Regions from separate parts of the Homo sapiens genome. Here region 2 is linked to region 1. Evidence: read pairs that join two places in POLR2A ChIA-PET (ENCODE). Cell type or tissue: OCI-LY7. All regions are shown on one strand. Links, peaks and the distances in the headings refer to the core of each region. The heading gives the core; the rest is flanking DNA. Region 1 has its middle 47 kb from the start of SC5D. Region 2 overlaps SORL1 (sortilin related receptor 1).

Evidence for each region. ChIA-PET counts read pairs that join two places held together with the same protein. Peaks named below come from ENCODE experiments on the same cell type or tissue, not always from the same donor. Only the 100,000 strongest peaks of a DNase experiment are listed, where the experiment ranks them.
Region 2: POLR2A ChIA-PET joins it to region 1 with 7 read pairs; 2 of 35 experiments call an interaction of 5 or more read pairs at or near these places.

Annotation. Positions count from the first base shown.
Region 1 is chr11:121,337,930-121,342,326 of GRCh38, reverse strand. No RefSeq gene overlaps it. Among named protein-coding and RNA genes, the nearest start is that of SC5D, 47 kb to the right of the region's middle. RefSeq lists an enhancer at 3,869-4,018. In OCI-LY7, for the core only: no CTCF peak of the experiment used is centred there; DNase peaks (open chromatin) are centred at 516 and 2,046; H3K4me3 peaks cover 1,262 bases; H3K27ac peaks cover 1,661 bases.
Region 2 is chr11:121,552,719-121,557,115 of GRCh38, reverse strand. SORL1 (sortilin related receptor 1) reads right to left here. Exons shown (of 48, transcript NM_003105.6): 17 at 3,007-3,179; 18 at 1,798-1,929. Among named protein-coding and RNA genes, the nearest start is that of SORL1-AS1, 100 kb to the right of the region's middle. RefSeq lists an enhancer at 2,751-3,348. In OCI-LY7, for the core only: no CTCF peak of the experiment used is centred there; no DNase peak of the experiment used is centred there.

The DNA.
Region 1 (4,397 bases), core at 137-4,136:
AAGCCACACATGTAATTTTATTTTTTGAATGGTCACATTACAAAAAGTGAGGAAACAAATAAAATTAATTTTAATAATAGATTACATTTAACTGAATATATGCAAAATATTTATTAATGAGGCATTTTGCATTTAACCTGTTATTCGAAAACCAGTGCGTATTTCATCTGCAGCACATCTCAATTAGGACTAGCCACAGTTTAAGTGTTCAATAGCCACATGTAGCTAGTGGCTGCCAAATTGGACAGGACAGTTCTAGGAAGTGCTAAACAAGCAAATAAGATTATTTTGTATAGGAATATGATCTATGAAGAAAATAAAATAATATTGTGGAATCAAGAGTGAATGGGAGTTATTTTAATAAAGCCTTTTATTTTATTGTAACACAAGATTTACCCTCAACAAATTTTTAAGCATATAATACATTCTTGTTGATCATAGGTACAATGTTCTGCTGCAGGTTCCTGGAACTTATTCATCTGACATAATTGAAACTTTGCACCTGTCGATGAGTAACCCTTCATTTCCTCCTCCTCCCAGCCCCTGGCAACCGCCGTTCCATTCTTTGATTCTAGAGAATTTGACTATTTCGGATACCTTGTATAAGTGGAATTATGCAGTATTTGTCCTTTTGTGGTTGGCTTATTTCACTTAGCATAATGTCCTCAAAGTTCATCCATATTGTCACATATTGCAGAAATTCCTTCTTCTTCTTTTTTTTTTTTTTTTTTTTGAGACAGAGTCTTGCTCTGTCACCCAGGCTGGAGTGCAGTGGCGTGGTCTCAGCTCACTGCAACCTCCACCTCCCAGGCTCAAGTGATTCTCCTGCCTCGGCCTCCTGAGTAGATGGGATTACAGGCACGTGTCACATGCCTGGCTTATTTTTGTATTTTCGGTAGAGACCAGACCAGGTTTCACCATGTTGGCCAGGCTGGTCTTGAACTCCTGACCTCAAGTGATCTGCCCACCTCGGCCTCCCAAAGTGCTGGGACTGCAGGCGTGGGCCACCCCAGTGGCCTAAATTTCCTTCTTTTTAATGGCTGAATAGTAATGGTCTTTTTTTGAGAAGGTAGTATTGAGATGATCTAATAGGTGAGAAGTAGCTTGCTATGCTGAAATGGGATGTAATGAGGGCTCCAGGCCTCAGGAATCATCATAGCAAAGTCCCTTGGAAAGAATGAATTTGGTGCATTATAGAAATGGAATGAAGGTGGCTTTAGCAGAGGGAGAGCTTGTATGTGTGTGCAGTGGGTGGGGATAGGGGTGAGGGGTGGACTAGGTGGGTAGAGTGATAGGGGACCAAGAAGGAGAAGTAAACAGGCACCAAATTATGAAGGGTTTTTCGGGCATTGTAAAGACTAGGGTCGGCTGGGCCCCGTGGCTCACGCCTGTAATCCCAGCACTTTGGGAGGCCGAGGCGGATGGATCTTGAGGTCAGGAGTTGGAGACCAGCCTGGCCAATATAGTGAAACCCTGTCTCTATTAAAAATACAAAAAAAAATTAGCCGGGCATGGTGACAGGCACCTGTAATCCCAGCTACTTGGGTGGCTGAGGCAGGAGAATTGCTTGAACGTGGGAAGCGGAGGTTGCAGTGAACCAAGATTGCGCCATTGCACTCCAGCCTGGGTGAGAGTGTGAGGTTCCGTCTCAAAAAAAAAAAAAAAAAGACTAGGGCAATGATGTTGGTTTATACATATAATCACACTAGTTTCTGGTGACCACTGCATTCATTTTTAAAGTATTCACATCCGCTTGTTTAATAATCAACTCTGGAATTTTGCTGCAGATTGATGTCTAGATTTTCAGTGTGAGGTTTTCAGAAGCTACCTCCCTTTCCCTTGTTCAAAGTTGGGGCATTGTCTTTTGGCATCTCTCTCTCTCCTCTTTTCTGTCATTTTCAATGACAGAAAACTGGAGTGATGCTGAGTTCACACCTTCAAGTTCCTCCAGTGCTCAAGGACGTTGTCCAAACGGGCCTGGGAACGTGAACACATTTTCAGTGAGTAAATTCTCTTTTACTAGATTGTCACATATCTTCACCTTCATTTCTCTTTTTATGGCATTTGTACTATTCTTTTCAGTTTGAAGATATCACTTCCTAAAGAAAGCAGAAGTACAATAGCATCTGAATTAATTTCACTTTCCACTGGTTGTTAAAAATATATCATTTTCCCTCCCTTCTCTTTTTTGCTCTGAACATACCAATCTTGGTTGAAATTTTTATATGAGTTTCAGCTCATGTAGTATATTGCTTTCTAAATATTGGTATTTATACTATCCCTTTGTCTTTTGTACTTTGGACAATTGATGGTGGTAATCACCTTCCTCCCAGATCCCCCAATATCAGGGCGTTTTTGACTCTTCAGTTCCCATATGTCCAAAATCTGGCAGTTCTTAGGTTAGCCATGACTCTCAATTGCGTGTTACAGAAATCCAGTCCAACTGATTTGAGCCAAAAGAAAATAGGCTGGCTCACATGATTGGAAAGGCTGTCTTTGTCTTTTTTTTTTCTTTTTTTTTTCATTCTTGAAAGGTTCTCTAGCTTGGCTACACTAGCCTAAAAAGGAAAAAACAAACAAACAAAAAAAACAAAAAAAGTCCCAGATAAAACTTTTATTTGCCCAGACTTAGGTTACATGCCTACTCCAAACCTGTCCTCATGGGGATATGGTGATCTCATTGGCCAGTGGTGATCACATTCACCACTCAAGCCACATGGCCTGTGAATGGTAAAGGTGGTCCCTCAAAGGAAGAGCAATCAGAATTCTGTATGAGAAGAGGTGTGGGGGGATGGATAATAGGTAAGTAGGAAATAGCAAAGGACCCTTAGAGTCTCATGTCTTATTGCTTCTTCCTTTACGGTGTCACTTGTACTTGTTCTCTTCTTCCCATTTCCCGGGGTTACATTTGATTTTTGCCTCGGTTGTTGAAAAAGCCCCTTCACTCATCTTTCAGCTTCTTCTCTGTTTTGCACAGCCGTGTTGCATGATTCATGGGGCACCATTTATATGAACATCTCTCTGAATGCACAGTGCAACACTGTGGACCAATTTTCTCCCCAACACCGTTCCTTCCCAGGCGATGCCCTCAGACTAAGCTTCCAAAGTGTAGTTCTAAACATACCAGAATCTGCAGAGGCTACCAGGCCAGAAAAAAGTCAGATCATTGTTCAGAGCAGGATCGAGAAACACCATATTTAAAGGGTGGGAGCTGGAATGAGATAGAACAATGAAAAGGGAATAGCGACATTGTATTGGATTAGCTGATGAAGGGAACAGGAGACAGACAGTATAAGAGACAGTTTCCTAAACACATGGAGCTTTTAATATGGTAAAGGGAGAGAACCGCACAAATATCCACTGTGTATACTAGTATGTGGGAGGAGCCACAGGAGGGGTGCTGCCCAAATTTCATAGACAACCTGTGGCTGGAACAATGAGGGACAGCATCGTCAGAGAGGTGGCATTCGAGCGGGTCTTTGGAGGACTGGTAGGGTTGTATTAGCTAAAAGGAGGTGAGGAGGTGGGCAAGCGTGGCACGGAGAATGGTTCGAACAAAGACATGGCAAGTTTGGTGGGAGGTCTGAGAGCGGTGAACAGTTCAGATCGGCTATTTCACAGGGCGGACTGTAAGACTAATTTTCGGCTAGATTGTGGAGGGTGTTGAATAGCATTGGAGTTTGAAGATGACGAAGATGGTTCAGGTTGCTAAAAAAGAAATACACCCCAAGGACAAACAGACATTTATCTGGTGGCTGGGAGGGCCATTTGCCCTTTATATGCTTTCAAGAGAGGGAGGAGCTGAGTGGCCTGCATTCCTGGGATCTGGCACTGGCAAGCCCCTTTTCCAACTGAGGCACAGCGGGCATCGTCCTGTCCTTAGCATGAGGTGTTGGGCCTGTCACCTTAGCAACCAGGATTCATGCCCCAGAACACATTTTAGCCACGGCCCCAGAGCCGTCCTGATACTGAATCTTGATTCTTGGCCCCATCTTGGCTCCCCAGCCAGGCTGTGCTCATTTGGGATTTTCTACTGTAACTGAGGCGTCCCCAGGGTCTCTCTGGGGTCTTGGAGCAGGCAGGGCGCAGAGTGTCAGGGAAATACAGTGGGTCCTATTTGCATGCTCCGTGTGCGGTATCATTTCCCAGCTGATCTGAAAGGTCAGTCAGCAGATCTTGTTTGTGAAAATAGAAAGGAACATAAGTTGCTGACTATTTCTTTCTTAATTCTTTCTCTTTCCCTTCTACCCTGGGACTGGGAGTTGGGTTATGCTTCTTGCCAGGAGCTTTCCTTCCTTGTCAACTGACTGCCTCTCTTTCTTCCCCTCTCAAAGGGACGCGATGGATTTCTTGGCTGGATTTCTGATAGTTTCTGAAAGGCCTTCACTTCTCTGCTG
Region 2 (4,397 bases), core at 204-4,203, 210 kb before region 1:
TTTCAAGTGGTCTGAAAGAGGAGCTAGAACCATGTAAGCCCCAGTTTCCAGGGCATGATGATCTGGACAAAGCAGTATCAATAAGTAAATTACTCAAATAAGTAAATAAGCAAATGAGCATTTACTTATTTCACCATCCCGTGTCACTCCACGTTCCAAGGCAATCGATGACTCCACACTCCCATAAAACAAATTCTCAATGTCACAGCCTTGCAATGAAGAGTCCACAGGTGGGACTCATATTCTTGCTCCTTCCCGTCAGCCAGGCTGGTCATCTCTTGCTTCTCCAAGCCTGATGCGGACTCACTGCTGTCTGCTCTTGCCACATCCCATCCTGGGCCTACCTGCCCCACTGCTTAATCTAATCAAGGCATAACTCTCCTTCAAACCTCACTGCCAGGCCTGCCTACTTTCCTAACTCTTCTGACCCACCTGGACCAATAAGCATCAGTAGCTCTGCACCTTGGCTCATCTGACACCATTTTGCACCAACAGTATTTGAGTTGTGCAGTGGTCGCCCCACAGCCTGTGAAAAGGTGGGTGCTTGTGCATCACCTGCATTCTTTTAGCCCCTAGCCAAGTGCTGACCACACGCAATTAAAGAAAGGAGAGAAAGAGCAATAACATAACCACCGAGGCAGCATTCAGTAGATGCCAGTTCACTTCTATCAGCATCCCCAGGAGGTGGACAAAAGATCATCCTCTTCTCAGCCAGGGCTCAGCTAAGACATCAACCTCAAGTTGCCTGCTCTGTCTGCCTATTCTAATGTTGCCCCACTCTCCAAAAGCGCAATCACACTGCACTGCTTCAGAGTCTTTGCAGCATGTACCACCAACAGAACTGATTTATTATTTTGCTTCCTCCACTAAAATCTAAGCTCTACTGGAACAAGAACGTGTGTGTCCTGCCCACTGCTTTATCATCAGAACCTAAACCACATGTATCATGCAGAGAACCCCTGTCAAATGGTTGTGCGAATATATGAATCTCCATCTAACGCATGAAGCAACTGAAGTTTAGAAAGCATAAGCACCTTGCCCCATGTCGCTGAGCTAGTGGAGTCAAGCCTACATCTGGGTCTATCTCTCGAGTCTGTGTCTTTCGTCTTGCAACTCCTCTTAGCCCTCTGCATCTCCCTGCTTCTACTGCACTTCCCACTTCACCCACATGCCGTCTCTCCATGCAGAGTCAGTATAAAGAGGTGCTGAGGCAGTGAGCTGAGCACACTACATTCCCCCAGACAAAGATTTGGCAGTTTAGAGGTCACTCATCATCCTTGCCTTGGGTATATAAGGTGGGACAGGTTACTAGGTAGCTAAGTTGCAGAGAAATGGGGATTAATAACAGTGGCAATGATGATGATGATGATGATATTGTTGCTATCACTCTAATCGAATAAAATAATACTAGACGATTATTGTTATAGCATTATAATAATACCATGATATTAGGCTGATGCAAAAGTGATTGTAGTTTTTGCCATCATGTTTAATAAAAGTAGTAAAATAAAACAAAAATAATATATAAATAAAATAAGTAAGTACATATATAAATAAAATAAAAATATTACCATTTATTGTTATTAGCTAAGCTTCTGCTAGCCAAAAGATCAACTCACAGGTACTTACCCCCTTTTCTCTCCTCTCCAGAGGCTCAGCTGGTCCATTCTCTGGAAACTCGCAGTAAATTTCCTGAGTAATCTGACACACTGGCCCTTGCCTCTGTGTCAAATGTGGCTCAAAGCCCAGGTGCCCCGCCTGCTCCCTTAATTAAGAACAGCACGAAAATACACATACCTCAATCTTTTTGAAGCCTGCATCTACCCAGTAAAGCAGCTGGCTGAGGGGTTCAAAAGCCAAAGCTTCTACTGTCTCCAGGCCAGAATTGATGATCACCTCTTGCCCTGTGCTTCCATTCAAACAGAGGCGCTTAAGAGAGAAAAGTAATAATAAATGCTAGGAACTGTTCAAACGACCCCCTGCCAAGTCAGTCCCATGAAGGGTAACCCTTTATTCAACTGGCAGGACTGGCAAGGGATGAGATGTTTTACGTTAGTAAACTTTCCAGACACATGAAGCCAGGTTTTCATGAAAGCATTTCTAAAATATACTACATTTTTGTTTTTTAAAGCAGAATAAAGAGAATTTAATCATATATATTACTCTGCATTATCATTATGAACACTGGTTACTAAATTATGCTGTATGGCAATAATAAAGTCAGAGATTACTGAGATTGTATGAGTCTGTTTGCTTTTAAAATAAGTGAAACCAGACTGCTGTTACATTTCAGTTCTTGTGTCTGCTTTTATACTCTTTCTTCCCTGTGAGGCTCTTAGCCATCAAGTGCTATTGTTGGACAGCTCCATTCAGCATCACCGCCATCCCCCACCCCAAGCCCCTCAAATACCCAGGCACTGTGAAATTTCTGTTGGGTTGGAATCTAGATAAAAATTTGTTGGAATTGCTTTTCTAAAAGGATTAAGTAGACAATGAATAAAGATCAAAGAGCTCTCCTTTAAATGCATGGGTGTGAGCGTATGGCTATCCACCTGGCCTGTCCAGGGCTCTTTAATGCTTACTTCCTGGTTCTTACCTGTGTTCAGAACAGCTGAAGTGGATAATTATGTGAGCTATGGGTAAGTCAAGTGTTACTGTATCATGGCTTGGGAAGAAAGATGCTCAAGAGGCAGTTGGCACAATAGGGGGGCAACTAATCATCCTACATTACTAGTCCCAACACCTTCCCAGCAGGAAAAGCAAGACCTCACTTTCAAGCAGGTCTGTGGATTTAGGGCTTTCTTTATCCTTCCTATATGAACAGATGAAGACAGAGAAAGAAAAATACTAACACAGAAGACTGGAAACTTTCACCTGTCAGCCCTGAGATGAGTAACACTTACAAACTTCTAACTGCCCATTTCCATAGGCCATTCTGCATGCAGCTTATCAGGACAGGGCAGTCACGATGCACAGCTCCCACAGTCAGACCAAGCGCTGACTCACCTGGATGACGTCCAAGGCCAGGTCGGACCAATACAAACAGTTGTGCTCATAGTCAAAGTCCAGGGCCACTGCTGCCCGTAGCCCGGTGAGAGGCAACTGCTCGGTGGCTCCCGAGGCCAGGTCATAGCGGTAGATGGATTTCCTCACAGCATACAGAATGAACTCGTTCTCTTCTGCCAGACACACAAGACACGTGGGAGGTTGGACCCAGGGGATGCTGAAGAGGTCCTAGCACATCTGACCTATTTGTTTCTCATACACAAACCTCAAATTCATTGGCATGTGGTGTGGACCAAGTGAAGAGCACAGAAATCAAGACTCAGGAGGTGTGTAATGGAATCACATTTCTGCCTCAGGCAAGTTACTTAAACTCCAGTGAATCTGTTTCTTCATCTGCAAGTGTTTTACTTGTTATGTTTTTCTTTATTCTAAATCTCCCAATATGCATGCTTCAACAACCATACTTCTGGGCTAAGCCTGCCAGTCTTCAAGTCACACTTGCCAACCTAATTACACCAATCGCCCTGTTCTCCCTCCTCACGTGACTGTATCACCACAGCATCATCATCTTGTTGACGAGAGACCATTAGTCACTGAAGCTTTGTAACTAAGCTCTCTAATCAATTTGCTCACTTATTCATATTGTTCACAACACCATATGGCAATTCTATGAACCTCTTAGATCTCCAAAATAATACTAATAATGCATTTGTTCTTGGCTATTTACAAAATGTTCCACAACATAATCACCACAAAAATTCTGTTTCTACTCAACAAATATAAATTGTGTACATATTGTGTATAATGTGCTTACTACGTATCGGGTATTGTTTAAGACCCACAACAACTGCCTGATGGTAGAACTCTTGTTAACCAAATTTTACAAATGAGAAAACTGAGACCAGAGAGGTTAAGTAACTCACCCAAGGTCACACAACTAGCAAGTGGCAGAACCAAGATTGGAACCCAGGCACTCTGGATCCAGAGTCTATGCTTTAACCACTACACTGTGCTGCCTGTTATGATACAGACGCTACCGTGGATGATTTTTAAGATGTAGAAATGAAGGTCCTGAGTGCTGAAGATACTTACCTAATGTCAGACAACTGGAAATAGGAAGACCCAGTACACTGTCTTGTCCACTTAGGGAACGGCTTGGGAAACATCCAGATTCTTCCCCAGGAGTGGACACAAGCAGCACACCAGCATCTGTGTCTAAAGTGTGCATCTTGACAGTGTGTTGCATATGGGACCAAGATGCAAATCGGAATTCTTTTGCTGCATGCCTGGGTTAGCCATTCCTGCCCACTTCCTGATTCCATACACTCAGTGACTTAACATGTACCACTCACCTTCTTTATAAAAGCTGTAATATAGATAATGCATCAAAA